4 separate regions of the Mus musculus genome follow, and regions 1, 3 and 4 are each linked to region 2. The links are chromatin loops, found by intact Hi-C in ENCODE. Cell type or tissue: heart. All regions are shown on one strand. Each heading gives the region's core, and the rest is flanking DNA. Links, peaks and the distances in the headings are about the cores only. Region 1 has its middle 21 kb from the start of Gramd1c. Region 2 overlaps Lsamp (limbic system-associated membrane protein). Region 3 overlaps 4932412D23Rik (RIKEN cDNA 4932412D23 gene). Region 4 overlaps Drd3 (dopamine receptor D3).

Evidence for each region. A loop is a pair of places that touch in the nucleus more often than their neighbours do. Peaks named below come from ENCODE experiments on the same cell type or tissue, not always from the same donor. Only the 100,000 strongest peaks of a DNase experiment are listed, where the experiment ranks them.
Region 1: a loop joins it to region 2, with 4 times the contacts of the local background. A loop is called at or near these places in 6 of 42 quality-filtered maps.
Region 3: it touches region 2 in a loop (5-fold over the local background); 9 of 42 quality-filtered maps call a loop at or near these places.
Region 4: it touches region 2 in a loop (5-fold over the local background); 5 of 42 quality-filtered maps call a loop at or near these places.

Annotation. Positions count from the first base shown.
Region 1 is chr16:44,058,952-44,067,012 of GRCm38, forward strand. It overlaps a transcript of Gramd1c not described here. Among named protein-coding and RNA genes, the nearest start is that of Gramd1c, 21 kb to the left of the region's middle. In heart, for the core only: a CTCF peak has its summit at 4,500; a DNase peak (open chromatin) is centred at 4,320; H3K4me3 peaks cover 872 bases; H3K27ac peaks cover 726 bases.
Region 2 is chr16:42,165,666-42,173,726 of GRCm38, forward strand. All of the region lies in intron 6 of Lsamp (limbic system-associated membrane protein), which reads left to right. Among named protein-coding and RNA genes, the nearest start is that of Mir6540, 130 kb to the right of the region's middle. In heart, for the core only: a CTCF peak has its summit at 4,269 (motif pointing right); no DNase peak of the experiment used is centred there.
Region 3 is chr16:42,777,538-42,785,598 of GRCm38, forward strand. The region is part of intron 1 of 4932412D23Rik (RIKEN cDNA 4932412D23 gene); the gene reads right to left. Among named protein-coding and RNA genes, the nearest start is that of 4932412D23Rik, 94 kb to the right of the region's middle. In heart, for the core only: a CTCF peak has its summit at 5,086; no DNase peak of the experiment used is centred there; H3K27ac peaks cover 2,736 bases.
Region 4 is chr16:43,798,223-43,806,283 of GRCm38, forward strand. All of the region lies in intron 2 of Drd3 (dopamine receptor D3), which reads left to right. Among named protein-coding and RNA genes, the nearest start is that of Gm26074, 32 kb to the right of the region's middle. In heart, for the core only: a CTCF peak has its summit at 4,008; a DNase peak (open chromatin) is centred at 3,829; H3K4me3 peaks cover 490 bases; H3K27ac peaks cover 2,002 bases.

The sequences.
Region 1 (8,061 bases), core at 2,476-6,475, 1.9 Mb after region 2:
AGCGCCTTCTAGTGGCCAAACGAAAATTAGTGAGAACTGTCATTGGGTCTCGGAAGTCACAACATCTGAAATCTTGAAGCTAACCACAAAGGATTAAATAAATTGTTGTAGAATTAAAGAGAATTTGTATTCAAGATTAAAAGATACTACCCAAAAGCTCCAGTCGCCGCTCCAATTATGTGTGCTCTGTCCCTGTTTTTTGGCTGATACTATATTCTCATCCACAACAGGGCCAGGACTTTCCTCGGGCTCTTCCTGTAGCTCCGTCGCAAGACTTGAATCCCCTTCATTTACTATCTGCAAATAAACGCCAACAATTTAAGTTTCTTATCCACAAATGGCACTTTAAAAGAAAAACGTGTTCTGAATATATAAATTACTTTTAAATTTCATTTTTAAGCTTTCTTTTTATAAACACCTTAAATTATTTATTTGTGTGTGTCCGTCATGTGCGCCCCGAGGATCGAACTCCCGTGGTCAGGTTTAGGGGTAGGCACCACTAACCCATCCTGCCAGTCCAATAAATTAACTTCTAAAGAAAAAATATTTGAACACTTAGAAGATGGAAATTAGTGGCTGGAGAGATGACTCCGTTGGCAAAGTGCTTCCTGAACAGGACTGAGGACCCAGACTTAAACGCCCCACCCCACCCCACCCCAGCATCCACATATAAGTTGGGCATGAGTCTAGTGCAGATGGTGATGCAACAGGTGGACTACTGAGGCTCAATGGCAAGTAAATCTTGTTGAATTGGTGAGCTCTATGTTCAACAGAGACCTTTATCAAAATATAAGGTGGGGTGACTGACAAGATACCCCACATTGACCCGTACACATATTCATACACCACAAACACATATATGCTCACAAAAGACAGGAACGAATGTCTTTGCTTCCTCCCATTTGTCATGTATACACGCAGCAAACATCTTCCAACCACTACCATTTGCTAGGTAGTTGCTGGTACTAGAAATACAAAAAATAGGGGGCTGGAGAGATGGCTCGGTGGTTAAAGAACACTGACTGCTCTTCCAAAGGTCCTGAGTTCAAATCCCAGCAACCACATGGCAGCTCACAACCATCTGTAATGGAATCTGATGCCCTCTTCTGGAATGTCTGAAGGCAGCTACAGTGTACTTACATATAATAAATAAATAAATCTTGGGGCTGGAGCAAGCAGGGCTTGAGCGAGAAGGGAAAAAAAAAGACGTTAAAAAAAAAAAAAGCAATGTAATGAGAGTATGGCCACTGTGGAGAAGTATCTGCAATGCCCGTATTTGGAAGGAAGATGGGGAGGATGATGGACAGCAGGCATTATAAGAGATCATGACGCACCGGGCTCCATGAACATCATTACTATTGCTGTTCCTTAGCCTTCTTCATAGCAAGGCCATTCCTTGGGGTTACAAGGAAAAGCACCGAGGGCACCAGGCAGTAGATCAAATGTGTTAAGTCTACCCAATTTAAGCCCGGGCTCTTAAATCCTATGAAGTAACCATGGAAGGTGCCAACCCTGGTGACACTGATTTGTGGCTCTCTGGAGGGAAAGATTCACAAACCATGCTAGGGTACAGAGAAGGACACCCACCAAAGGAGGGATCGACAAACCTGGACACGGGGGCGGGGGGAGGAACAAACAAAAGTCTATAATTTGACCCAGTTAGAAATACAGTATTTATTAATTTTTATAAGGATTCCCTCTTCTCCCAAATCTTCAGATCGTTTCTCCAATTTCTTACGTGTTTGTTTGTTTGTTTGTTTGATGCGTATGGTGCTTTGCCGACATGTGTGTCTGTGCACTGTGCGCATGCCTGCTGTCCTCAGATGTCCTGGAACTGAGTCACAGATAGTCGTGAGTCACCATGCGGGGGCTGGGAATTGAACACCAGTCCTCCGTAAGAACAACGAGTGCCCCTAACCACTGAGCCATCTCTTCAGCTCCGTCATGAAAATAACTTCATGAAAAAAGTTGACTTTCGTGTCTCTGTCACATAGCTAATGAATTAACTTCAACGCTTGCTGGAGATACATCCACTAGCAAATCCCCATGGCTCCCATCAGCACGGTTACCGCTCATGGTCTCTGGGGAGTTATTTACACAGAACAAACAACAAGGGTTGCTGGGCTTGCTTCACTTCGACCTTGGCCATCAACATCACTGCCCTAGGTTGGTGAATAGTTCAGCAGGTGAGGACATTTAGTTGCTAAGCCTGAAGACTTCAGGTCAATACCCAGAGCCCATGAGGTGAATGGAGAAAACCAACCTCGCAGGCTGTCCTCTCACTTCAACACATGCGACATGGCACACACACACACACACACACACACACACACGTTCGAGCTCTCCATAAATGAATGAATAAATGAATGGTACCTTATTTAAATTATTCATGGTCACCTAGGCCCGCGAAATGTTACTGCCCACGTTTAGGTGTGTCTCCTCTGTCTGCCCTTCACAGGCAGGTCCAGCGGCTTGCCTCTCTGATAGTTTAGATCCTGTCAAGGTGACATGGCACTGTCAAGTGCAAACGTTACCGACAAGAGCTCAACTGAGCCAAATCTAGACTTCGTGATGCAACTGTTGCATGAGGGCGTGCGTGTGCGGCCTTCCCTGCCCTCTTTGCTGACACAGAGGCCACAGTCCTGGAAAAAGGTTATTCCTCTCTTGAACCTAAAGCAACGTGGGTTTGACTGAGCGTGCAACGCAGCAACAGGCGTTTGGACATTTTCTGGACAGCATCAAGCCATACTGCTCCCCGTGCTGGAGTTCTGCAGAGGACTACTGCTTCCCCCCTTAACCAGACAACCCTGGTATAGAGCAGGCCCGAAGGGTTTGCACAACGGGCCGAAACTTCGGGAAGTCCTCTTAACACTAGCAGTGAAATGTCCTGGCTAACAACCAGCTGCACCCATACATTTTATAGATGCTTGGATCATAGCCTGAGAAGTTGTTCCTGTAGAATGAACAGTTTCACTGATACCCGGAGCATGAAGCAAGGCCACACATATGTCCATATACACTAAAGCCATAAGACAAGGCCTGCCAGGCGCTTCGGATCCTCTTCAGAGTTCTAGATATACCTGTAGTGCACAGGGCTTTGTTTATCAAAATACAACTGAGCTCTTGAGCAAGGTTTTCAATGAAAATTTCACTTTTCCTCACGAATTTCGGGGTTCAGGTCTCAGAGGGAGCACAGGGTCCTTAAGTTAAAATCCAATTAAATAAAATGGGGAGCTAGCATAGTAGGTAAGACATCAAGCATGAGGACCAGAATTCACCCCCAGATCCTCCCCAACACACACACACACACACACACACACACACACACACACACACAGAGGCTCAGCATCCTGGCATGTTTGTTATCTCAGCTTTGGGACAGTGAAGACAAGCAGAACCCTGGGCTCCTTGGCCTGTTGACCAGCCAGGCTAACCTGATCTACCAGCCCCAGGAGGCTCTTCACCTTGCTCTGGGAAGGCCTTCCCTGCTCTCCCCCAGAGACCTCAATTATGTCAGCAATAGACATATCATTTCACACTCTTACGGTTTGAGCATGGCACTATCAGTTCTATGTTAGCTGTATTCCACAGAAGGGATACCCCCCCACACACACACACACACACACACTCCTTACTTTGGCTGTTAGGTCCAACCCTGCCTGACAGTTGTTGTACAGAGTTCACCAGTATCCTATCTCATAGTAATGGTTTGTCAGTCAATTGAAATAATGCATTCATTCATTTATTCCTCCAACAGTTTTTTTGAACTATACCCTTCACTACACTAAAATACTTCTCTGAAAGAAAAATATCTACACACAAGCACTGTAATACAGTGAGGATAACTGTTGAGAAACACGAGTAAGCCCGCAATGAAAGGCTTTCACCCTAAAGCTAATAACCAACTTACCCATTTGTCAGATAGGATAATAATAAACAAACGACAAAACTAGTTGAAACCAAAAACTTGATTGAGACTTAAACTTTGTGAGCCCTGCTAACCAACGACGGAAAGGCTGGCAAGAGGAATACCAAGTCAAAAATCACAATGGAACCAGACTCACTGGGGTCTGGGGCTGAGATATCTGAACTCAGGGACCAAATTCAAGCACTTAACACTCCGTCGCCTAGCCAGGAACAGGCTCGCGGGAGACACAGGAAACCGTTTCCTTGGTAACAACTTTTCGAATTACGCCAAAGAGTACAGAGGAAAGGGAAGGGAGGAATTAATTATCATAATCGGAGCGGGTTCAAACAACCGTGCAGAGGAAACTGCAGGCGAAGCCACCTCTCGGGAGCCAGCCCCTCGAGGCTGCTTACCTGGCGCGCCGTGAGAGCGCCCTCCATCGCCGCACCCTCCCGCGACACCCCGCACGCGCGTCCCTGAGAGCTCCCGGGTGGGAGAGGGCCGGACAGGCGCGTGCCCGACGCGCGGTCCTGGCTGCGGCCCTCGGACTCCCCACCTCCAGATCAGGCCGAGCGCTTTGCGTCCTCTGGCGGCAATTAATGACTATTGCCTTTGGCGAAGTCCTTAAAGGCTAATTTGTGAGCCAGGGCGTTAACCACCCTGGGATCAGTGATGAGCCTTGAAAAGCAGAGGGTTTGTTATTCTTTGATGGGCCTAGAATTTCAGTTTGGGCAGAAGAAGATAGTGTTCTGCAGATAGGATGGTTGTTCTCTAATATGAATGTACTAGACCTCATTAAAATGTACAATAAAGGGCTGATGAGATGGCTCAGTGGGTAAGAGCACTCGACTGCTCTTCCGAAGGTCAGGAGTTCAAATCCCAGCAACCACATGGTGGCTCACAACCATCCATAACAAGATCTGACTCTCTCTTCTGGAGTGTCTGAGGACAGCTACAGTGTACTTACATATAATAAATAAATAAATCTTTTTAAAAAACGTACAATAAAATCTAATAGAACAGGCAGGCGATAAGAAGTAGGGAGGCAGGAAAACTGTGACTTGGGGATCAGCCTGACCACACTCAAGTTCAAGACCAGACTTGGGCAACAGGGAGACTCTGTCTCACGAGGGAAAAGGGGGAAAAAAAGAAAAAAGCAAAACAAACAAAACATCTGATAAAATTTTGTTTCTCTTTTATACCAATAAAACTCACTACGCAAACACAATTAAGTACTAGAACAAACAGAACTAGATAGAGCCCCGTGGAGAGGCACAGCCTGGTTTCTAGCATTGGCACCTTAGAGTAAAAATACGAGGGGTTTGGAGAGGTGGTTCAGGGGTTCAGTGTTCAGTGTGCTTTCTGTCCATGCAGAGGACCAGCGTTCATTTCCCAGAACCCTCATCAGGCAACTCACAGTCTCCTGGAACTCAAGCTTCCACCAGTACTACACTTAAGTGCACAACCTTGCATTCACGTTCACACACACACACACACACACACACACACACACACACCTCTAAAAATTATCATTTAAGGAAAATAGTGGTAAGGATACTGAAAAGTGTTCGGGTGAACAGTGTTAACATCTACTTAGGCTTGAAGGATGGATGGTAATAGAAGCCACCAATTAGAAGAAGAAAAGGCGCTCAGGGCTGGGGTGGTAGCAGGTTGTGGTTATAATGTTAAGTGTAAGAGCAGGTGACTGACTAGAGGAACAAGTTAAGACCACAGAGTAAGAAAAGCAGAGGCTTGGAATTGAAACAAGAATTACTGAAAGAGTAAGACAGTAGCAAAGAGAAAGGAGATGATAAGCAAGGACCAGAGTTCTTCAATAGGAAAAGAAACCTCAGGCAGGAAGGGAGGCATGTGCCAGCAATCATGGCACTAAGGAGGTGAGGGGAGCAAGATTGGGAGTTCAAGGCTACCCTCCACTGGACCTTGCTACATAATGAGTTTGAGGCCTCAAAACCAGCATCCCTCAAAAAAAGAAAAAGAAAAAGAGGAACATGAACTGTGAGCTGGTGGAAGGGTCTAATACTTCTATTAGAAGCCTCAGGTACAGTTCTCAGTCATGAATTTCCAAGCTGGGATTTAAAGAAAGAATGAAGGAAAGAAAGAGACCTGCCCTGTCCCTGGCTTTGGTGGCACTTGGGTGACCATCACTGCATGACAGTTCACTCCGAACCTTAGTATCAGAGTGTGAGAATAGGTATTCACTATCTCTTGTGATTTCCATGGCTCCGAGATATGGAAACAGCACAGGTGGAAAGCTCTGGCTCATGGTCGATCTTTCACAAGACTGCGCTAGGTGATTATAGGCAGCTCCAAGCCATTGAACCACCTGGCTGAGGCTGATCCTGAGCCGGGAGGATCCACTTTCAGAGAGTCTCACTCACAGGGCTGCCAGCCTGGCACTGGCTCTTGGTCTGGGGCCTCGGTTCCTCTCTGCTAGGGCTTCTCCACAGGACAGCTTGAGTCCTCATGCTGAGGCCGAGCCTTTCCTCAGAATGTATGATCCAAGAGACCTAGACGGAAAGTACAATGCTTTCTATGACCTAACCTTGGAAGCTGCATCTGTTCACACTGCATTCTACCGGGGTCGGTCTGCACTGGGTCACTAACAGGGACAGGACCACAGCTACTTCTGGTGACACTGGAGAAAAAAACCAAAACAACCTGAGTGGGCTGCAGAGAGAACAAGATCCTCAGAGGAAAGGCAGGAGGCCGTGGAAGTTTAGAGAATTTTCACAGAAAATACAGAGAACTTAGAATTCAGTTCATGTCTCACCTGGAATCCCATAGAACACTTAGGAAAGAGGCTGGGGGTTGGAAGCTGGAGAGTGGTGATAAAAATAGGAGTTGAAAGAGTATATGTGCACTGCCAGGACCAAACACAATCCTAGGACCTCTTATGTATCCTGTCCCATAGAGACCCATTGGGCCAGGCTGCTATTCTACTGTTGTGCCAGGGAAATGTTAGTGATCCCCCAAAACTCACACAGGAGCCGATCTGATGTAACTCACGGTAGGGTCTTTATTCTATTCGAGCTAGCTTCCCCACCCCCACCCCCAACGCACTACCATCATGAAGGGCAGTAGTTTTGGTGATGGGGGAGTCCCGAATGTCTGTTGGGGTAAGACTTTATAGTAAGCAACAACAAGGAATACGTGTTCAAGCATCTAATTGGAAAGCTCCTGTGGCCTTTAACATGATTGGTTGGAGCTGGGAATCGTATCATAAACTTAACTTCTGCTCCCCTCTGCATTGGTGGTCAGGGCTGGGCTTGTAACCTGGGGGTGCAGGTTTGCTGGGAGAATAACCTGGAGACACTGGTAAGCCGGGCAGTGGTGGCGCACACCTTTAATCCCAGCACTCAGGAGGCAGAGGCAGGTGGATTTCTGAGTTCGAGGCCAGCCTGGTCTACAAAGTGAGTTCCAGAACAGCCAGGGCTACACAGAGAAACTCTGTCTCAAAGAGAGAGAGAGAGAGAGAGAGAGGGAGAGAGAGAGAGAGAGAGAGAGAGAGAGGGAGGGAGAGAGAGAGAGAGAGAGAGAGAGAGAGAGAGAGAGAGAGAGAGAGAGAAAGACTGGTATTCTTGGGGCTTAGCATAAAGACAGGAGTTAGGTTCCGGTTTTGTTGGGGGCAACTTGGAAACTAATGCTCGGTACCAGCCTCTTAGTTTACCAGAGTTCAAACTTAGGTCAGGTTCTCCAAAATGGAGTCTGAATTTGAAAGTTTTGGCATCTCACTACATGTTTTAAATTTACTCTTTACTAAGTGAAAGTTCCCTGAAGTATAGTTCTCTAATTTACGTTTCATCTCGTGAAGAGTTTTAAGGAATTTAGAAGCTTTGCACTGTCGTGTTTTGTCTTGTTTTTAATCTTATGAGACAGGGTGTCATTAAATAGTCCAGGATAGCCCAGAACTCCTAGAAATTTTATTGCCTCAACTCCCAAGTGTTTGAGATTACAAGTGTGTGTGCCACCACACCTACCTTCAAAAATCCTTAACAGTCAGTCTGATTAGCTTCCATCCAAAATTCTCAAGAAATGCCACTAATAATTTTGAATCTCATATTACTAGTCTTGTTACTGCATAAAAGTGAGTAAATACACGGGGTGGGATAGCTCAGGGCTTAAGTGTACCCATC
Region 2 (8,061 bases), core at 1,999-5,998:
ACCTCCTTCCTATCTGGTTTGCATGTGCCAAGGTCTCCTAATGTTTTGCCCATCGTATTGTTGGCACATACGCTACGTGGCTTTTTAATCAGGGTATCTTTCTTCTACTATAAAAAATTGCACTAATAATCCTCTCTAGAAGGATCCGCACCAGAAGATGTAACAACAACCCTTACTGAATTGTGTGCTAGATGCAAGGGGAGCTCACTGAGTAGTGATGTAATCCAGGGAGCAGGTTTATCCCGGCCATATTCATTAAACTTGTGTACAAATGATAAAGACAGGGCATGGGAAGGTTAAAGAGGTATCTCTTAGCTTAATCAGAGTCCCTGCCCTGCCTGTCTGCCCTGGACATTTGCTTCAACTTCTCCCCACAAAGCTGGTGCACCAGATTAGCAAAGAAAGGAAAAGAAAAAACCATAACCCTTTTCTTCAAAGAGGTCTCCTCTAGGTCTAGAATTTTGGGGTAAATAAGCAGCTGCCTCCTAAGAAGAAATGTACTCCATGTTTCTATATGAACTTACAGTGTCATGTATTTGTTGACTGGACCAGCTATAGGCAATGTTCTTCACCTAGAAAAGGGTCTGAGAGATGCTGGTGTCTCTGGGCATCCTTAGAAGTTCTCCATGAGCAGCACCAGATATCATAACCAAGAGAGCAGTCAGAGCGATGTGTGCTAAGGCTAAGGAGTTCAGGGAAACCATTGTACCTACAAATATGGGGACAGGGTGGCTGGTGTTAGTTTTGCTAGTGATGAGGAATAGCCAAACGTTTGTGAGTTTCAGACACTGGGACAACCATGCCTTTCTTTATAACTGTCCTAATGGTGCCAGGTAGTGTTATACTGTTTGAGAGACTCTCCGTGAGAAATGGACACATGGAGAAGTATGCAAGGAAGGGCATGAATAAGTTATCAGGAATTGTGGTGACTTTTCAGGCATGATTTCAAAGAGCCGAGCCCAGTCTGCTAAATCGGGTTTCCAGTTTTCTGTTTCAGAAGCAATGGGAACCGTGTTTATTCTTCTCATGTTTTCATGTGCGTTCAGAATGATTGTCATGCACAGGACTACAGTATCACATAATAACAGACACAGCCCCAGACTTCATGAAGTCAGAGTCGGGGTGTGGGGGGGGGTGACAGCTGTTAATCAAATCATCAGATAAACACATTGGAAATTAAGACAGAGATGAGTATAATAGAAAATAAAAGGACCAGACATCGTTAAGGAGACCAAGAAAGACTCCTCGCTGGAAGTAATGTCCCCATTGGGAAGGGTGACCGAGATGCTACTGCAGAAGCCATGATACCCCAGGAGAGGGGATCTGGTTCCAGGGAGCAGAAAAGAAAGCTGGGGAGATGGCAAGTGTTTATCCTCAAAGACACACCTCCCCCCACCCACCCACACACACACAACTGAAAAAAATGGAAGCTGAACTATAAGATGGCAGAGGTTCTGTATAAAGAGCTTCTTCATTTTACCTTTTCTGCTAGATTGTGTTACTCAGTCTGCAGATCTGATCCTGTAGTCCCGCTGGTCATAGAGAGATAAATATCTGGATCTCACTGCCGGTATGGACTCCCATAGCTAACCAATCACTTAGTTGGTCTTGAAATAGAAAATGGTACCCTACAGAAATTTTACTTGTTTACTTCCAAAGGTGGTAAGTGCTTTGAATTATGTGGCAAAGATACTTAAAAGGAAATCCAGATATTTAAGCAATCTAATCTCATTCAACCTTGACATTTATTAACACGTGCAACAAGTGTTTGGGGAAAGTTCCTGTATCTCGTGGTCCTGGCTGAGAACTAGATTCAGTGGTGAATAAGCTATGCACTGTGGATGCCCTTAGGAGACAACCAGTAAGCAAACGAGGGAATCAAACCAGGAGGGACTTTAATACTGCTTACCCTAATGCTCAGTAAAAGAATGTTGAGGATCAGAGAGCAGTGACTTCGAGGAATTGATGGAGCAGACCTATAATGGTGACTGGAGTGAATGACCGAACAGTCTAGAAACCGAGGGGAACATTTCTAGTAGATGGTACAGCAACTGTGAAACTTGGAGTAGGAATGAACGTGGTTGTTAGGTAAGGAGTTAGATAAGGCCAACTGGTGCGAGTGGGGTCACGATAAGGCTGGGGATCAGACACATTCTATGGTTGCATACAGTGCAGTCCAGATGACGTTCACACTCCATGCTGGAGCCCCTCTGCTTGTCTAATGACAGAGCACGTAACGTGGAGATTCAGGAACTGCCATTCAGTTTTTGTTCCTAGCAGTTGCTCATTTAGTCTAAGAAGAGTCTCTTTCTGCTCGCCTGTCCCTCAGTCTCTATCGGCCGTTTCTCTTACTGTCCTGTCCTCTACCTGCCTTCCCCTTCCCCTCCTTTGAGTGGAGAGTAACAACTACCCTCATGTTTATTTCTCAATTGATAAAGCCTTTTTTTTTATTTGTTTTTGTTTTTGCTGAATGTTTCTTTTTTAGAAATTGGCACCACCGTGCACTTCAAGCCAAAAGGTATGGTTACTGTTTATGAAACCTTTTAGACATTAATTAAAATTCCACAGCCATATAGTGTGGTCTCATGCACCTGAGTTTGCTTTAGCATCATGATTTGTGATTAAAAAAATTTTTTTTCAATAAGACAGTTGGCCATGATTTTCCCCAGGTCGTGAACTTTCTTATTAATAAAGGGTCCACCCCCTGACCCACGGCCCCTGCCTGGTAGAACTTTTGACAGTTACTCACTCTAACATCCTTCTTCCATCCCTTCTGCACTTCATCTTAAGCAGCTGTGGTTCATTCCACAGATCTCACTTTGTAGAAAGATCGCTACCCAATGCCAAAGCTTTCAGAATTTTACAGTCACTTGTTGACGATTCAAGTAAATCCATTGCCAAGTTGCGACGCCTACATCAGACACAACAGCTAAACAGCAACTCACGAAATGAAATGCGTACGCAGTTGACATTTCCACCCTGCCTCTGTTCTCTCAGCTCCTGAAGCCTCACTTACTAGAGATTACCTGGACAGCTGGATCCCTAGAAGAGGTTATTCCATGATTTCCATGCACTCCCGTCAGCCATGTGGCACACAGTCTACATTCTTATCTCTACAAAGACAGGGCAAGCTTGCCGAGGCAAGCAACCTCACGTTGTCCGTCCCAAGACAAGTACTAAGGAAGCTGGGAGGAGACCAGATGTCACCATCGTTCATGCCCTCCTAGTCATCACTTGACTGTAGGTCATCTCTTATGAAAATAACTTTCGGGCTGAGAGATGGCTCAGAGGTTGAAAACACTGGCTGCTCTTCCAGACGACCTGGGTTCAATTCTCAGCACCCACATGGCAGCTCACAACCATCTGTAACTCCTCTTTCAGGGGATCTGAAACCCTCACACAGACATACATGCAGTCAAAACATCAATGTATATAACATAATAATAAATTACTTTTTTAAAAAGGAAAAAAGAAAATAGCTTTCTTTCTAATTCACGAACTGTGTGATGATCATGACTGTCACCAACAGTAGAAACCTATTGTGGGGGGCAGGGGGACTAATGCCCTCCAGCATCTAAAAGCCACAGAGGTTTTATGGTTGCTCAGACCAATACCCTTTTTGTGGTCTATCTTTATAGGTCATCACTGTCTCAGCACATCAGAGGTAACCAGTAATATATCTTCCAGATAGGGCTCTTTGAAGCAAGAAGACATAAAATATTAAAACGCTCTTTAGCTCTTTTCTCCCCAATAGTATGATTAAAAACTTATCCATTAATTTGTCTGGTGACACAGGTGAAACCTCAGGACTTTGATGTGGCTAATGACATCAGGTATTATTCAAATATCATATTAAGGTATTGGGTGTGTGGTATCTAAGTTTTTCATAAATGATGTGGGAAACTATTTGATTTTTTTTGTGTGTTTTTGTTTTGTTGTTTTACTTTTCTGTTTTGTTTTGTTTTGCTGAGTCAGGGTTTCGTGTATTCCAGGCTAGCCTTAAACTCCTATGTACGAAGTTGATCTTAACCTCCTTACCCTGCTGCCTCCACTTTTCAAGCACTGGGACTATGATCATGACTGCTTTGAGGAGAAAGATGTACTGTTCTTAACGTTATCACAAGAGAGTTTCAGCTGTCCAAAATACCACTTTCGAGAGGATAAAGATAGTTGATGAGAGAGGAGCCTGCATTTAAGGTCTCAGCTTCCATAGGCTTCAAGCCCCAATTCACACAGAGGAAACTGTACTAACAGGACATAGACAGCAGGTGGCGCCAGAGACAGCATTTTCGCACTTGCCTTCAACATGGCTTCCGAGGTCACCAACACAGGCAGAGCATACAGATCAGAAATATTTTGGAGATTCTGTAGATTGTCAAACCTTCATTATTCGACAGATTTTTCCTAAATTGTTTAGATTTTTGGTTTTTTTTTTTTAGTCAATTCCATCAGTCTTTAAGAATTCCAAAAATAATTTTCTTTTGTATAATTGAAACACAAACATTAATACTGATCCGAATCTCTCATTGGCTGCAATGGACACCCGGGGATCATTGTGGACATGGTTAAAGACGACTTTAAATAAATTCAGTCACAATGGGTGGAAAAAAGAGGAAACCATCACTGATCTGTGCATTAAGAAGTGTCGCCAAAATAGATGGTTGAAGAAAAACACTTTGTGAAATCTTTGAGTCTTTATGAAAAAGCAAAACGATGATCTCAGAATCCTACATTGGATCAGCAGGAGAGAAACTTGGCCCCCTCCAAAAAATCCTTTTCATTCATTTCAGGATATTTAATAAACTTTGCCATAAATCCAGGTTTTGCCCTTTTACGAGCATGGTCACGAAAAGATACAATTTAGTACTCATCTTAGCAGGGTCCTTTAGCTGATTCGGAGAACCTTGGGAATGTTAATTTCTGATTTATTATTTTGCTGCAGGTAAATTTTGCCTTTACTCTAATAAGCCTTAAAAGCCTCCAGCCAGTACAGGCTCAGTGGCTCAGTGGGTAAAGTCACTTGCTGCTAAGCCAAAGGACCCGAGTTTGGTCCCCAGGGCCACATGGGCAAAGAGAAGAGTTCGTTCCCCTCTGGCCACACACATTTGATGACTTGCAAGCATATACAAACATAATACACACATAATAAATAAATAAGACCGTTTGCTTGTTTTTGACTTAAGCCTGATCCAAATTACAAATATCTTTGATTAGAGTTGGTATTTCATTCATTTCTGATACCAAAATTTCTGTGTTGTGAATAATATAAGAAATAGTTACCAAGTGCCACACATGCCAAAATGTGTGTGTGTTTATAATGCCCACATAGATATGGTAAAATATCCTGGTGTGATTGTTCTCTGTGATATGAAAACCATGTAACAAGCTTTTGAACTGTGCACCTATTTGCCTGCTCCTAAGGCTAAGTTGTGTTTGCAGACTTGTGCTTTCGTGATGGCTCTCAGTATATGCAAGCACTTGCTGAGCGTGGCCATCTGGCACAGGAACTAAGATTTATCATTTGCATTTCAGCAAATAAGCAGAATTTCATAACTAGGAACTAAAACATAATTAATGATTTGGTGGATTATCCTTCCCTGAACTAGCCATTAACTGGAGTAGTCTCCTATGCAATCGTATGCATCTATAATTGCATACCTAACTTGTGATAATTCCCCAACTGTTACCCATTTACAGGATTCCTCGATTCTGTTTATTTACTCTCAAAATCAATTATGGCAAGAGCAAACCACATAGGCGCATTAAATAACTATATGAGAGAACTTAATAAATAATAACTGATAGAGGCAAAGGTATCTTTACCAGATGTATACAATGAATTTCAGATGTGTAACAAGACTGTCGGGAATAAAATTAAAAACTATTGACACATGCATAGTAGGAATTCCTGTTACAACATAGAGTAACATGTGAAAGTAGGAGTTAGCTTGTATTGTGTATTTAAAGGCCAATAATACATGCTTATGTCATATATGTATAGATAAAGATTTATAGCGGATGGAAACTTCCCTATGTGTGAGAATGGGTGGATAGGTGGTAGAGGACACATAACTAGGCATGCATACACATTAACAAAAATGTTGATTTTAATGTATTTATCTAGCTTCCTGGGAATATGCAGTATGCTTTTCAATAACAGAACTCTTGCTTTCTTTAATGTTTCCTGCCATTTGAATAAGATGTTAAGGCCAGTTCAGTTCTCTTAGCTGACTGTAGATACCATTCAATCCTACGATGTCAGGGAAACAATATAGCTTGTCCTAGTACTAACAATGAGAGTACAGAAAGAAGCAAATCGGGCTTTTTTTTTTTTTTTTTTTTTTAGAGCATCCGTTTCATACTAGAGCAAAACACAAATCATTTTGGCATATAAGACCTTCATTTTTGTACAGTTTTTCTTCATTCTGAAAGCCTTGCTGGTACACTTGCACTAATACAGACAGGCACTAAAAAGATACAAGAGAAAAGCTTTGCCACCAGGAGAGGAGCCTAGGGAAGCTGAGAGTCCCGGGCATCCAGAAAGCTTGGTGGAGGAGAGGAGAAGCTCAGAGAAGACTTGGCATGAAGTATCAGGACGCCTAGGCGTCAGAGAATGGTGAACAACCACTGCAGATGCTTTGAACCTCAACCCTCCTGAGACTGGACCTGAAGGTGGCTGGGGTGTCCCTTCTTACTATGACACCATAGACATTCAGGAGATCACAGAGTGAGCTGACTAGAATTACTAGATATTTAACTTGTTTATTCTGGTTCCATGGCTTTTTACCAGACAAAGCTCATTTTGCATACGCGAAAGGCTCAAAGTTTGCATATGTTCATATTTTCATATTAAGCAATATTCTGTGGTACTCCAGCCAAAATATCAGACTTTTAAAAAAATACACTGTCTCCATCTTCCAGTAGTTTTTTGTCTAGACTTAGCATTGCTTTAACCAGAATTTCACCCACCAAATGTTTAACGGAGACACTGCCGAGGTTCACTACCACGGCTCACCACGTGGTGGCGACAATGACTCTAAGAGTCAGACACTAAGGTTAAATCTGATGAGCTGATAAGCGGTGGAAATGTCACTGTGGATGCAATTCTCGGTTCCTTCTATTTTTCTCTGGAAGGCAGTATTTGTTACAGCAAGCACGCAGTAGTGCACTTATATTTATAATTTCATGAACAGAACACGCAACGTGGTTTATTGTGGCGTCATACAGTTGTTGATCGGTTCTGTTCTACTCTTCCTGTTGCTTTAGCTCTAGACGCCGAGCATCGTTTAGGAAGCTATTCTTTACTTCAGTAGTTTTCCGTGCTACACTCTCTGCAGTCTTACACATTTTAAGCAGTTTGCTGAAACGACATAGACTAGAACATGCTTCCGTTGTAATTGTAGGACATCGGTTTTACACACACAGAGTCTGCATACTTGGCCCCTAAAGTTTCGGTGACCCATAATTACAGCCCTGTCAGCTTCTATTCTGAGTATCATTGTCTAAGGCTAAATATCATAGCCTTAAAGTCACTGTCTCTTCGGTGGGGGAAAAATGGTTTTTGTTGTTGTTGTGTTTTTGTTTCCAGTGAAATTTAAATACAGCCACATGAAAAGAGGAAAATGGGACCAGAAGTGTGCATGATGAGGTCGTAAGACCTCCCATTTCTGCTATAGTATTACTACTTCCAGAAGCACACAAATCTGCATTCCTCTCCTCTCCACTCACTATCCCCCCAAACCCAAACTCATCTCCCCGACAATCTGTCCTCATTGACAACCTGAGTGACCCAGGGTGACGTTCCAAGGATCAGGTCCCCCAGGTGCGGTCCATTCTCAATTGCCCCAGCTTTGAACCTGCCCCTGATCCTCCACGGTTTGGCCAGACTTGTTGCCTTTGGTTTTCTTCTTCGTTCTAAGATGATAACTTTGGGTAGGAGGACCTTAGCTTCTTCGTGAGATTATAGGACTTTAACCGTGCTAAGGGACCCAGGCATAAATGCTACTTTATAATAGTCCCCGCCCACCCCCGTTAAAGGATAAACTATCCTGCCTCTCACCT
Region 3 (8,061 bases), core at 2,605-6,604, 610 kb after region 2:
TTCCTGTAAGCAGCAGAATGTTGGGTCCTGTTTGTGTAGCCAGTCTGTTAGTCTATGTCTTTTTATTGGGGAATTGAGTCCATTGATATTAAGAGATATTAAGGAAAAGTAATTGTTGCTCCCTTTTATTTTTGTTGTTAGAGTTGGCATTCTGTTCTTGTGGCTGTCTTCCTTTTGGTTTGTTGAATGATTACTTTCTTGGTTGTTCTAGGGCGTGATTTCCGTCCTTGTATTGCTTCTTTTCTGTTATTATCCTTTGAAGGGCTGGATTCGTGGAAAGATATTGTGTGAACTTGGTTTTGTCGTGGAATACTTTGGTTTCTCCATCTATGGTAATTGAGAGTTTGGCCGGGTATAGTAGCCTGGGCTGGCATTTGTGTTCTCTTAGTGTCTGTATAATATCTGTCCAGGCTCTTCTGGCTTTCATAGTCTCTGGTGAAAAGTCTGGTGTAATTCTGATAGGCCTTCCTTTATATGTTACTTGACCTTTCTCCCTTACTGCTTTTAATATTCTATCTTTATTTAGTGCATTTGTTGTTCTGATTATTATGTGTCGGGAGGAATTTCTTTTCTGGTCCAGTCTATTTGGAGTTTTGTATGCTTCTTGTATGATCATGGGCATCTCTTTTTTTATGTTTGGGAAGTTTTCTTCTATTATTTTGTTGAAGATATTAGCTGGCCCTTTAAGTTGAAAATCTTCATTCTCATCAATTCCTATTATCCGTAGGTTTGGTCTTCTCATTGTGTCCTGGATTACCTGGATGTTTTGAGTTAGGATCCTTTTGCATTTTGTATTTTCTTTGACTGTTGTGTCGATGTTCTCTATGGAATCTTCTGCACCTGAGATTCTCTCTTCCATTTCTTGTATTCTGTTGCTGATGCTCGCATCTATGGTTCCAGATCTCTTTCCTAGGGTTTCTATCTCCAGCGTTGCCTCGCTTTGGGTTTTCTTTATTGTGTCTACTTCCCCTTTTAGTTCTAGTATGGTTTTGTTCATTTCCATCACCTGTTTGGCTGTGTTTTCCTGCTTTTCTTTAAGAGCCTGTAACTCTTTAGCAGTGCTCTCCTGTAAATCTTTAAGTGACTTATGAAAGTCCTTCTTGATGTCCTCTATCATCATCATGAGAAATGTTTTTAAATCTGGGTCTAGATTTTCGGTTGTGTTGCGGTGCCCAGGACTAGGTGGGGTGGGAGTGCTGCGTTCTGATGATGGTGAGTGGTCTTGATTTCTGTTAGTAGGATTCTTACGTTTGCCTTTCGCCATCTGGTAATCTCTGAAGCTAGCTGTTTTAGTTGTCACTGTTAAGAGCTTGTTCTTCAGGTGACTCTGTTAGCCTCTATGAGCAGACCTGGAGGGTAGCACTCTCCTTAGTTTCAGTGGGCAGAGTATTCTCTGCAGGCAAGCTCTCTTCTTGCAAAGCAGGTACCCAGATATCTGGTGTTCGAACCAGACTCCTGGCAGAAGTTGTGTTCCACTCACTAGAGGTCTTAGGATCACGTGTGGAATCCTCTGTGGGCCCTTGCGGGTGTCAGGCGACTCAGCTGGCAAGGTAGCCGGGGCTCGAGTGGAGTGGAAGGGGTTTGTGCCCCAGATCAAGCCCGGGTAGCCTGCTTCCCTATGTACTGCAGTCTCAAGTTCCACGCGATTGGATTGGGGTAGGCGCTGTGTTCCACTCACCAGAGGTCTTAGGGTCCCGTGGGAAGTCCCGTGTGGGCCCTTGCGGGTGTTGGGCAAGACTCTGCTGTCAAGGTAGCCCGGGGCTCGAGTCTCGAGTCGAGCGGAAGGGACTTGTGCCCCAGATCAGGCCCGGGTAGCCTGCTTCCCTATGTACCGCAGTCTCAAGTTCCGCGCGATTGGATTGGGGCAGGCACTGTGATCCACTCACCAGAGGTCTTAGGGTCCCGTGGGGAGTCCCGTGTGGACCCTTGCGGGTGTTGGGCAAGACTCTGCTGGCAAGGTAGCCCGGGGCTCGAGTCACGAGTCGAGCGGAAGGGACTTGTGCCCCAGATCAGGCCCGGGTAGCCTGCTTCCCTATGTACCGCAGTCTCAAGTTCCGCGCGATTGGATTGGGGCAGGCACTGTGATCCACTCACCAGCGGTCTTAGGGTCCCGTGGGGAGTCCCGTGTGGACCCTTGCGGGTGTTGGGCAAGACTCTGCTGGCAAGGTAGCCCGGGGCTCGAGTCTCGTAGACTCAACTCTTGAAAGAGGAGTCAATAGCAGATACCAGGTCCAATAGTTTGCACCAGATCACTGCGCCTCCACCCAGGGTCCAAGGTGATCCTCCTTGTTTTGATCAGGGTGCTTGGGGTGGAGGACAATTTCTGCTTCTAATGTAATTGGGAGAGAAATGAGGGATGGGTCCAAAAATAACTACAAGAGAGGAATCTATCCTCAGTGCCCTCCAATAATTCCTATCTGGCTATCTAGCATTACCCTCTCAAAAGTTAAGGCTCAGGAATCATTTAAGAGATGGGTTATACTGGGGAGTAGATGTAGCTATTTCCACTATTGAAATCCGGAGACCCAGCTCCAAAATTACTCACCAGAAGGGACTAGCGCCAATACTGGGGTTTGGCCTTACTCAGTAAAGCTTCCAGGCAGGAGTGATGCATTGCGGAGAAGAGAGAGATAACAAGAAACCAGAGATTCCTTCTGGCATTCCTGGCCTCTAGCCAGCATAAGAGGACAAATCTAGCTTCTGGCTGAGGACAAGAATGGAGATACTGCCTTCAGGGTCCCACTCCCTAAAATTCCCTATCTCCCATTCTTATCACTCTTGCAATGATCTACTGGTCTAAGTTTATTATGTTTCCTGAGAACCTAGGAAAACACATTGTAAATAACTAGGAAGAAAACTAATTCCACATATATCTTATAATATGCATAGGCCAAAGTTTTCCTCATTGTGAAATAAGGCAGTTAGATTAAATGACCTCCAAGACCTTGTCCAGGGAGGGTTGCCCAGCTGTACCAGCTCGCCTGATATTGTCCTCATTTTACAACCACAGTGTTTACATCCTGGAGAGATTTTTCAGACCTTACCATCCCAAGATAGGATGGTTTATATTAAATTTCAAATTCTGGGACAAATGGCTGAAGTGCCTATTTAACATATCAAAGCAAATGTGGCATCCATGTTCTCCCAGCGTTCTTCAGCCCCTACCTGCTACAAGTTCTTCCTCGTTTGCATCTCTGCCCCCTACCCTGAACTCTCTAGCCCAGGGGGCTGGATTGCTCCCCCCTATATGATCCAGCCATTTTGGTTACCCACACTTTTTGTATCTTTGCCCTATAGGTTGCTGCAACTGGTTCCCTCTCTCTCCTCTCCCTTCTCCTCCCTCCCATACTCCGATGGCTCAGGGTCATGTCCACTCGGGATTCTCCCAGATGTCTCTGAGTCTGGCTAAGCTCCCCCTTTCATCTACAATGACATCCCTCCTCCCCCATATCGAGGAGCAGTTCTGTCTTTTCCTTTTTATTTCTTTTTTTTTTTTTTTTTTCTAAAAAGGAAAGTCTAAAGCATCACTTGATGAACACATTTGAAATCACTGTTTGGTTTAAGTAGAAGTGGTTTCCAAACCCTGATGCTTAATTTCAAAAGAAATGAAAATATTTTTTGTCTTATTTCTCAAATGAGCTTGAAATTTTATATATTGTAGCGTTTACGTGACTAGTGCTGAAAGAGTTAAAAGTCGGAGGTTTTTTTTTTATCGCCCTCTGTGAAGTCCCTGGATAGGATCTACTTCTGACCTCAGCTGTGGCATGTGACAAGTGCTTTGTAGCTTCACATCACAGCTGCATGAGGTCACTGGCAATCCTTTCAGGAGCTGATCCCGCAGCCTCATTTCCTTGACAGAGTAAAGCATTTTACTAGATCTAAGATTAGGCGTATTTGTAACTGGTACGCAAATTATCAGTTATTATTTGGTATTCACGTTACTGCCATGGTTTCTGTGATTCATCCAATGCAGTCTGTGTAAAAAGCAATGACCTCATTCTTTGCTGGATCTAAAATCAGTCATGGTCACTAAAGCCCCTTGTTCTACACAAAAGAAAGAAATCAGATGACCTTTGCTCTGACCCTTGACTTGATATTTACAAAAGCTAATTATGGGGAGGGCCAACTCTCTTTTATCATTCAAGGACATTTGGCTAAGGTCTACTCCTTAAATAAAAAACAAAATGTCATTCAGAGGGCTATTTAAGGCTGTATACAGTATAAGGAAATCTACTCTGATGTTAATTTGGCGTTTTTGGCCATCAACATTGATTTTCTCAAAGTCAATCACGTAAAACATGGGAGGGGTTATATGTCTCTCATTAAAATCAAAGTGGCTCACTAACAAAAGGGAGTTGGTTATCTGGAGGTCTGGCAGTTGGAGGTCAGAGAGACACGTGGTCTGATAGCTTCAGCTAAACCTCTCTCAGTTTTCACTACCACGCCCCTGCCCCTGCTTCTGCTGGAAAAGAACTACCAGGCACTATGCATTGCTTTAACTCTAAGGGCTCTAAGGGTTACTTGGTTGATAAGGAGACCACCCCTAAAACAGAAGGCAGCCACTAATCCCCAGTGGGATTATTTAGTTACCTTTATTATAATAACAATGCTTACAAATACAGGTTTAAGGTAAACAAACATTCAGAAGAAAGAAAAAGAAAGAAAGCATCAGATAGTTAGAACAATGGGAGACACACAGTCCTTTTTTTCCCGGGGCTTCCCCTTGGCTGGCCTTTTCTTTGGGGAAAAGTAGAAGTCTGAATTCTTTTGTTCATTTCAGCCACCGCCCTTTTGCAATCTGAGTCTGAGCAAGGCTGCCACGCCCAGGAAAGGGACAAAGGCAGAGAAAGGGGATCTCTGGGCACTGACACAGCTCCACTTACTTAAACAGGACTCATTTGTTGGTCTCAGTAACATAGCTGTACACATCAGTTACCATCTCTATAAACAAACAATTAAAACAGGGGCATAAAATATATGCATGCTCTGAAATTCTATCTGATTAAAGTATTCTTTTCCTAGAAAGACAGGCAGCCAGAGTTCTACTCGTTTCAGAAAAAGGATGAATGCTGCCCCCTCTTGACTAAGTGCTGGATACGCTGAACAGCCATAAACTCTAATGGCTAGCCAGTGGGAATAAAGATCCTACTTTTGTACAGAGAATTTTAATGAAATCTTAGAAGCTGGAAGGTTAGAGGAAGCTCAAAGTTTATCTCAATGGGACTTTTATAGGTTTCTGGGAGATGGGTCATGCTTTATCGATGCGCCTGCATCTTCTCAGCTGTTTCTGTTTTGTAGATTCTTAATTTTGCCTGGAATAATCATTTGAGTTTAGTGCTCTGTTTCCCCGATAAGACTGATAGACTCCTTGAGAATATGAGCCACTGCCACCCCTCCTCCTCCTCCTCCTCCTCCTCCTCCTCCTCCTTTACTTGCCTTCATAACTATCAGAATACCTTCAAAGATTCATGCATAGTGGGTATTCAACAATACATAAGCAATCTCTAGCTGGCGTCACTATAGTTTATGGCTATGAACAATTGGTTCTCTCTGAACTCATAAATTCAGCTTGGGTTTCAAGTCAAGAAATTTTGTTTTGTTTTGTTTTATGTTTTGTTTTGTTTTTGTTTTTTGTTTTGGTTCTCGAGACAGGGTTTCTCTGTGTAGCCTTGGCTGTCCTGGAACTCACTTTGTAGACCAGGCTGGGATTAATGAGATGAGATTAACTCAGAAATCTGCCTGCCGCTGCCTCCCAAGTGCTGGGATTAAAGGCGTGAGCCAATGTCAAGAAATTCAAATAAGTGCTGTCATTCCTTAATCTTAGAATCATTTAAACTTGGAAGCATACTCGGTTTGCTTATAGGCACCAAGCACTAAAATACATGTTATAGACAAAAAAATACTTTTAAAAATAAAAATTAGGCCAGGCGTGGTGGCGCACGCCTTTAATCCCAGCACTCAGGAGGCAGAGGCAGGCGGATTTCTGAGTTCGAGGCCAGCCTGGTCTACAAAGTGAGCTCCAGGACAGCCAGGGCTATACAGAGAAACCCTGTCTTGAAAAACCAAAATAAATAAATAAAATAAATAAATAAATAAATAAATAAATAAAAATTAAAAAGTACAGGAAAAAAAAACCCTAGTCATGTTACACACAGGTGTAATGTTGAATGTAAGAAAACTGACTTAAGACAAAAAACAAACCACACACACACACACACACACACACACACACACACACACACACACCTGCATGCTGCATGCTCCCTTGCTCTAGAGCCTCCAAACAGTGAAGTAACACACACACAGTGCTAGGAGCCTCTTTGGAAGAGCACTGGCTAGAAGGGAGCACACAAATTGCTTCTAGAATGTTACTAACATTTTTGATATTATTACTATTGAATCAGAGGCACAGCCGCATCCACTATGAGGCATCTCATTAAGCTCTATGCTTATGATATGTGCACTTGTGTACATTATGCTTCATTAAAAACACTTACATGATATTTTTCTCAGACCCCAAGAAACAGATTTGCATATTAGCTAAGACACATTCTCTCCATTGTAGGTACCTCTGCTTTAATTAATGAAGCTAATCAAACTCTCTTAGCTATCGATCAGACAGCAAGACATCTTCAATATGTGGAAATTTTCTAGCAGGATATCTGTACATCGGTTTCCAGTTTCTATGGCAACTACCAGGCAACTACTCTCCTTGAAAAAGAACATGTTCTTCTTCCTGCCCCTCTCAGGCCGCTGATATATTAACACTCAAACAATAAAGTTATTTCATGCATGCAAGCCTGCTTTGTGGAGTAAGGTGGGTACTTTCACAGTAAAATTCCAATTTTTAGATCTTCATCTGCAAAAATGGCCACATGTCCACGAATTTGAGACAGCCCAACAGGAGGTATATGGGAGAGTTTGGATGAGAAAAGGGAAGGGGGAAATGATGCAATTATCTTATAATCTCCATAAATAAAAGACATACTGTTTTTTTGAAAGGTTTTGTGAGGAGAATTTATTACATTAAAATGTGAAGCAAACAAGGCCTGGCAAACTGATCCCAAGAAATTTCAATTACTGGGGAAATGTCTTTGCTGATCCAAGTCAGGAGACCCATGTCCTAGGCAGTCTTTAAGGTGAAACTTGAAGTATGCTACCTAATTTCTTTTTGCCTTAGTTACTCCAACTGTGAAATGATCCTATGACTTTGAAGTCACAAAGGCTCGAATTTAGAAGTGAGTAATGACTGGAAGAACAATGTGAAGCTCTGCAGGCGACTGAGCTTCAATTTGTCCCTGCCACATGATTAGGATTTTATGACTTGCGGGCCAGTTACTTCCTTGGCTTTTCAGCTTTATTACTACAATTTCCTGTGAGAGTATAATTTCCTGTTTTTCTCTTGCCTTCTTTTTACTCTGCCTTACCACATTGTGTTGGTGGACCATGACGTGGTTTTTAAGGCAAAGACTCTGCAGAGTCCTTTGTGACTGGCCAGTCAATTCTAGATGAGTCCCCTGGCACAGTGGATGAAATTTTTTGGTAATAAAGGGTGTGGGGGAAGATTGGCTTGTGTTCAAAGGCACAACAGAGAGAGGATATTTAAAAGGAGGATGTTCGTTATTAACTTTGCAGAAGCAAGTTAGAAAGACACAAACCAATTGCTATTAAAAACTATTGTAGACAAGAAAATTCTGTGGCATATTTTAAACAGATGAAGCATAAGCTAGAAAAACAGAACACTTCTTAAAACAAGAAGGGACGTTGTTAACATTACATTGGGTGTAACTCCCGAAACTATATGAATGTCAAATCTTCAACAGCTAATAGAACTGAGTATAGAAAATTAAAACATAAAAAAGATTGGAAGATATGTTATGATGCTGTGCACAACTAAGGACCCCGTGACACTGAATAGAAGTTACGAAGAATAACAGGGTGAAGAAATAGCAACCTTTCATACTTATTTTATTAAAATATTCTTGAGAAAATATCTGAATAAAATAAGATGGGATTCTGTGAGAATAGAGGATTAGATAAATATAATTAGAACAAAGTTGA
Region 4 (8,061 bases), core at 2,064-6,063, 1.6 Mb after region 2:
TCTGATCTACACCTTCTGCTGGAGACAATATAAGGACATTGGAAGAAGGGAGTCTAGCTCTTGCTCCTGCTCCTTCGCCTGCTTGCTACATGAGACTGAGTAACTGCTAGATCCTTGGACTTCCATTCACAGCTGCGACTGAACAATTGTTGGGAATTGGGCTGCCGACTGTAAGTCATCAATAAATTCCTTTACTATCTAGAGACTATCCATAAGTTCTGTGACTCTAGAGAACCCTGACTAATACAGGCATGCTCTCCATTTTTGGATTTTTGTTCATTCCAGGCATAGTCAAGTTGACAAGCAGCAATAGCCATCCCTCTTTTCAAGCATCCTTAGTGTTATTGATCCTCTTCACATCCCCCTTCCTCCTTTACCCTCTCTTCCTCTCTCCCTACTTAAACCTCTCTCACCCATTATTCCATTTTTCTCCTTCCTCCCACCTATGATGCTAGCTGTGGTGGTGCATGCTTATTAAAGAGGCAGATGGAGCATGAGTTTGAAGTTAGCCTGGATGATGATTACTAACCACATCTATGGTTTTATATTATCAGCCTGTATTCTCTAGTGTATCCCCAAAACCCCTCTATGACCTCACTTACTGAAAAGGGGAAGGGGGTGTTTTTAAAACTTTTAAATAATACAGCATCAGCCACATAGAAGACAGTTAAATGTGAGTCTTGAGAAGTCTACTCTCATGTCTTGGGTGTATACTGCGCTTTTCCTAAATCTCTCTTTCCCCTAATGTCTAATCGGTTAAATCGTAAATCGGTTACTACTTTTTTCCCTATAAACTCTTACTCTGCTTCATTCAGACTCAGACTGAAATTCTTTTCTGCAGTGAAGTCCAGAAGCCAGGCTGCACCTGGAGGAGGTCTCTGAGAGACCTCCCCAGATTGCTGCAGGCTACAGGGTAGAGCTGAGTCACCTACAACCACTGAGAAAATGAAGAAGAGTAGACAGAGTTCTAGAGAGACACTGGAACCGCCCCTCCCTCCTTCCCCAGTCCCCACCCCTCCTCTCTACCCCAGTGAAAGTGTGCCTATATGTTCAACACACACACACACACACACACACACACACACACACACACACACACACAGATGACTGACTGAGGCCTAGGTGCATGGCCCTTAAAGAAGAGGTTCTGGGATCAGAATGCAGCTAATGTTTCATTTGACTGAGTTGGTCATATAAGGGTGTCTTTTTGCAATTTGCCTCTAATTTGCAGAAGGGCATCATTTTGCTCGCCACAACCGTATTAACACACACGTTACCTTTCACCACTTAAAACCCAACCAGTAAGAACAAACTTTGAGTTGTCTTCTGTCTCCTATAGGAAAACCCCCAGAATGCATAGCGCTCCTGATAACCTAAAAGCTGAAGGAAGAGCTGTGCCTCCGATCTCAATAGGGCAGGGGCTTACATTTCATAATGGACTGTCCTCAGCAAACCTCAAAACAGAGCTCCCCACCCCCGTCCTAGGAAAGAAAACGGGCCTCAGAAAAGCTGTCTCCATTCTCCTTCCCAGCAGTGTGCAATACACAGCATTAAAATCTGTTCATGTGATGCCAGATAGCTGGTCAATTCATTAGAAATGCAGTCATTCACACAGACCTTTGGTCCTCACACAATGCCAGTCATCAGCCTGACAAACTTGACCAAATGGATTCAGTACTTTTTTGGTCATGAAGCCCTGGTCCATAATAGCAGGGTAGTAAGAGATAGGAAAAAAAGAAAAAGAAAAAAGAAAAAGAAAAGAAGGAAAGGAAATGATAAAAGGGATTTTGAAAGCAAGTAATAAATACTATTGTCATTAGATTCTTAGGCTTGGCTCTGGATGCTTGGATTAAAGCCTCCTTTTTCCTTTTAAAAAATCAGAGTGGGAGTTCTCTGTTCACAAGCCCCCACCCCACAGCTCCGGCATCTTCCCAGCAGGTCAGTCCCCTCCCACCGCATCCTGGGTCAGGGCTGACTCAAGGAGGCCGCTGAGAACGTGTCAGGGAAGGAGGACATGACCAAAGCGCTGAAAATTAGAGTCCTCCGAGAGGAGCCCCGGAATAATGCAACCAAATTCATTCACCAGAGAGATCTTTAAGTGGCTCTCAAATGGCACCCATCACACAAGCAAGCCTCCGCGCCTTTGCAGAGAGCACAATAGGTACCAGATGAGTCACAGGCACCTTGGATTTTTAGTTTGCATCTAAATAAGCACTTTATATTTGCAAAGGGCTTTCCAGTCATTTGCAAAAAGCTTTCTCCTTCAACAACTCCACCAGGGGAGTCCACAGAACTAAAGATTTATTGAGCCCCCTGTCTGACCAAATAAAAGGTGGTGAAAAGCTGCCTTCAGAGCTCTGGGCTCATTAAACCCAGGCAGGGAGTTAGAGTCAGGCCCTCCCACTCAGACCGGGCTCGTCTTTCCCCCAGCAGTCACGGCGAGAACCCCCCACTTGAGGTTAATGATAGCTTCAGCTGGACAGTCATGATATTAAGACCTTAATGAGCGATCGGCCACGTCGACCGAGAATCAGAGGGCGCTCCATGTGTGCTGAAGGTCCTGCTGTCCCTCGTCACAAGTCCCAAGCTAGACCCTGATCTTCCAGAGATTTAGACAGTCCCCCATTCTTGACAAAAGTTAGGGAAGGTCACCTGTGAAGGTCACGCCTGCAGCGCACCACTAGAAGTATAATTTCCTGTTATCCTAATTTGTGTGAATGCACAGGCAACAAAAACAAATATAGCTATCATTTATAAACAGTCCAGCAAAGTAGGTACATTGTCCCATTACATGTGCACATGTCAGTGGGCGTATGCGTATGTACACACACACACACACACACGGGTGGGGTGACTAGAATCACAAAGCTATTAGGTAATAGATGAATGGAACCAAAAGTCACTGCCCATCTTTTTATTTCCCCAGGGCTGGGGATGGAACCTACCACTTAGAATGTGCTAACCTTTGCATTCTTCCATGGAGAGACAGCTCCAGGGTTATGTTAGCTCAAGCCACCAACACAAGTCTGTGATCCTCCTGCCTCCACCTTCACCCCCTGAATGCTGACCTTGTAGGCATGTGCCACCAAGCCAGCTTGTGCAGCCAATATCTCCTACAATAAACTGCCCTGGAGCCTCACCCTGGGGCCCCTAGCTGTTAAGTCACACTGCCAAGTTCAGTATCTAAGCCTTACAGCAAAGCGACTCTAGGCTGTTTGGTTCCTTGTGCCCGTTTAACATCAACAACTACCCCAGCCCTTCAACAGTGGCTCACACAAGAAAGTTCTCGACACTTGTCTGATAAATAAATTTAATGTGCACTGCCTGACAACCAGGAGGGGGAAAAAATCACAATCATAAAACCTAAAGTCACACAGAACAATCATGAATCTCTTAGGCTAGCCCAATAATGATGGCGATACAGTAAGAACTGCCTTTTGGATTTTAAGTTGTATTAAAAAACAAACAAACAAACAAAAAACTTCACAAATGTAATCTCATTCAATAGCTGTGAACAGTTCTGTTAGACAGAAAATTTGAGTCAGAAAACTCCAGCCGCGGGCCTCACTGTCTGACAAGCTAGCTGCAAAGCTGGATTTCAGCCCTAGGGCTTTACCAGAGCGAACATTGACTGCACTCGGGTCGGCTGAGTACTCTACAGGAGAGAGGGCCGAAAGAACTAGATGCTGCAACACAAAGAAGGGAGTGGGACTGGGAACACCTCCAAGGGAGGTGGCCCTAGCCAGGGTTCCTTCTCCAGCCAAGCCGCGCCAAGCCAAGCCTGACCCAGCGCCTCCGCGGTTGGCCTTGAGCAAATCGCTCAGAGAGGAAACCAGAGGCTAAACAAGTCTCGCAGGGTGAGAATGCGGGGTCCTCGCAGGGCTCCAGGAACTAAGTGGGGAGGTTTTCCGGCTCTGCCTCCCCACAGAGCCTGGAGAGCCCCCAGGTGAGTCGTGAACTTCTCACCCCGGCAGAGCTGGCGAAGTTCTTGCTGCATTTTGGTGCCCTCCAATGGTGGATTTTGGAACAGCCTCGAGGTCTTAGCCACCCACCTATGACATGCTGGAGGGGGCCTCATTTATTCTAACGGCTTAATCATTTAAGAAGAAGAAGGGGGGAAAAAAAACATACTGTGACAATAAAAGACTGTAGTCTTGTCTCTCATCTCTTACCCCAAGTGAGCAAGAAGGTTTGACAGAAATTCTCCCTAATGCAGACTCTCTCAGACTTGTCTAATAAGATACATTAGATGTTAAAAATACACGTCTCTGGGTTTTACTTTAGAAGTACCTCATGGAAACCACTAGGGAAATAACTTGGGGACGTTCATTTTAACAGTACACCCCCACACTCTCCAACTCCCACCCCCACGTTCCCCACACCCTAACACGCTGGCAATTAGCAGAGTCAAGATACTTGGGGAGGTTCAGTTCTGAGCATTCACACTGGTCTCCCGAGTACAAACAAGTGGGATGCCAGCAAACCCATGTTTCCCTGCAGGGCTAAGACAGCTACATGTGCCTTGGACAGGGAATGGGGTCCTTGTCAAAGGCACTGGTCCTAGAGATGGGAGACCTGGCTCTGCAAGGACAACTCCAGTCTGAAACTTTAGATCTATCCTGCCTTCCCTGAAGTTCTGGCTCCTCTCATAAAAAGAGCTACGTTCAGTATAGTCTCTTGCTCATAGAAGTGATGGAGCCTCCAAAGAGCTGATGAGCATTAAAGTGTGTTTAAGACAGCATGCCATTCCCACTAGTGTGCTAGAACCATGCTGGTGAGAGCAATATTCCAGGAATGTTTCAAGTTGGTAATCAAGCCTTTGGTGGTGGCTTGACATGAGCAGTGGTGGGAGTATTTGCGCAACAAAAATTGATGCATGTTACAAATTGGGGCTTTGTGTGTGTGTGTGTGTGAGAGAGAGAGAGAGAGAGAGAGAGAGAGACAGAGAGACAGAGAGACAGAGACAGAGAGACAGAGAGAGACAGAGAGAGACAGAGAGAGCAAGAGAGGAAAAGAAAGAAAGAGGAAAAGAAAGAGAGAGGAAAAGAGAGAGAATTGTTAGCACATCACTGAATATTTAGCATGTCTGGATTCTTTTACCCGTTAATTTTTTTTTGCCCACACATTTTGGTGTGTGATGTTTTTGTTTATTTTCAGTTTTTATAATAACATTTTATATATAAAAAAGCTAGTATGAAAAACAAGGAGGACTTTGCCTACAGCAAGCCCAAGCCAAAGAACGTGGTTGCCATCTTCCCACTCTCCAGACTTCAGCTAGCTGTAGCAGTTCCTCCATGACAGCAGCAGGATTTAAGTCTCAGCCCCTCCTCCAAAGGCTCCTGGGGTCACCATGAAGTGACCCTAGTGACCACATTTGATTTGGAGCCCTAGCAGAAAAGAAGTCCTCAAACTGATAGGCCTGGAGGACCACCAGGTGGGGGTGTGCTGTGTAACTGCTCCAGAAGAAAAGAATGGGGCTACCATGGACCCCCTTGGAATCCATGGGGACTCAACAGACTTTAACTCAAGAACCCCATTTCTCCCTCTTCAGAAGGAAGCCACTCGCTCTCATCTCAAGACTCACAGCAGTCTTTATGCTGTTCTGTCAGGAACACAGGTGTTAATTCTTGGAAAGTAGCTACATAAGAGGCACAGGTGGAACACGGACATTGGACACACAGGGACAAACAGGGAACATCGCTCAACCTCTGCTCACCCAGCATGCATCTTGCTTTCCCTCAGCCCAAGCTTTGCGGTGTACAAGGCAGAGTAAGGAGGCTCCTGCCCTAAATCTGGCATCCTGCCTCCCCGGAAACCAAAAAGACAAAAATTGTCGCTCTATATTTAGACCCATATCTAAATTCCCCGGAGCCTGGCTCAAGGATTAGACCGTTCTCTCATGGCCACTGAGACGGGCGATAGCTGCCTACTTGCTTCGCACATGGACCTCTAGGGAATACTGAGCTATAAGATGCTTTGAGCCGTTTGGGAACCTAAACCAAATGGCTAATCTCTCTCCATCGGTGAGACAAGCCCAACGATGGCTTAAGATACTGACACTCAGGATGTCAGTGCAATTGATTGGCACTGAAACATTATAAGTTCAAAGACAAAAGTATCTGTCTGAGAGATACTAGGGAGGCTACGATTGAACTCCCAGGGAGAAGGATGGATAGAGGGCTAGACAAAGACTGTAGGAAAATATCCACCAGCAAGGCCAGCTTGGCTGAAGCATGAGTGCATGCCAGGAATCAACAGAAGATCATGTTCACAAAGGAAGCTGAGCTCATGCTGAAGAAAATCAATTTTAGCCTGTGTGTAAAAGAGGAACCAATGACAGTATATTTATTTTCTGCTGCGGTGGGACAAATTATCACAGGTTTAAAAATATAAACTACAACCACTTTAACCTCACAATCCCCGTAGGTCGGAACACCGCAGAGTAGTCATGGTTTGCAAGACAGAGCCCAAGGTGTGGGTTATGTTGTGTTGTGTTCTTTATCTGAACCGTAGAATAGTCCTCCTTACAAACTCAGGTTGTCAGTACCATTCGGTGTCTTACAATGGTAACAATGTGGTTCTTACTATCTTGCATGATGTCTTCCAGGCTTCTACTGGCCTCTTGCTAGTCTGTGTTGAAGAATAAACAAGGGTAGTTTGATGTTCAAGGCAGGATAGCTCTCATACGTTGAAGCTCTTTGAATTGCAGAACAACTCAATCCCTTTTAAGGTTCACCTGATAAGGTCAGGCTCTCACAGAACAATTTCCCTTCTGATTAATCCAGAGTCCAGGAATTGGTAATCTCATCGCGGAGGGATGCTACATTATACACACAGGTCTCTCTGGTATACAATGGGAAAGGATTATACCCAGAAGAATTCTGGAGTTCTTTCTGTCTTGGAGTTTTTAGCTATGGAAGTAAGGAAGACATCATGAAATCAGTGTAAACAACCTGGTGGCAAAAGATCACCTAGGGGCTGGTGAGATGGTTCAGTGGGTAAGGGCATTGATTGCTCTTCCGAAGGTCCTGAGTTCAAATCCCAGCAACCACATGGTGGCTCACAACCACCCATAATGAGATCTGACACCCTCTTCTGGTGCATCTGAAGTCAGCTACAGTGAGCTTATGTATAATAATAAATAAATCTTTAAAAAAAAAAAAGACCACCTAGATAACCTAGGAAGGCTTGGGCTAAGTGGAGAAAGGATGACAATGGATCATTGATAGCCTCTATTGCTTTTCTGCCTAGAACAGTTGAGTCCCTCTGATACCACACACTGGTCCCCATTCCCCCCAATTGACCTTTTCAGTCCTCCATCACACCCAATGCACTTCCTTCGTGGTATTTTCCATTTTATCTTGACATGTTTGCTTGCATTTTTCTCTTTCATCTCCTTCTCTGAACTCTAAGGTCAATGAGTCAGTGTCACTTTCTCCAGTCTCTATCCATCCAGAAAGGGCTTGCATAGAGCAGATCAGATGCTATATATAAAGTACAGCAGAGGCTGGATAGACCCTGAATCAAAAGTGAAATGAGGAAGTAAGCAAGTGGTGTGGAAAGGTCAAAGGGCAATCAGAAGGTCTGGGAGTTATGTCTGGACTTCTTGAAGAGGGTGAAGAATAGAGCTAGGTGAAAGGGCATGGGGAGCCAGGGTCTGGTTCAAGCATCATGAGTTTGTCCATAGAAGTCTGACAAGCAGTGGAAATGTATGTGTGAAAAGTAATTGAAGAAAATACACTAGCCAATGAAACTAAGGGGTAGACTTTGACTGTGTGGGGTGGTCTGTCTTGATCATCAGTTTGATTGGATTGGGAGCTACCTGTGAGATTAGTAATGCCTCCCTGGGTATGTCTGTGTGTGCATTCTGAGACCATTAGATCTCAAGGGATCTGGCCTGGTCAGTATGGACAATTGGAAGGTGACAGAACTGGGAAGGTAGAGCCTACCCGGAGGAAGTCATCAGGGAAATGCCTTTGAAGGCTATGTGCTGGCCCTGGCTCCTGAGCAACCTTCTCTTCCACACACTCTTACCACCATACTGTTCAGCCTCACTGAACT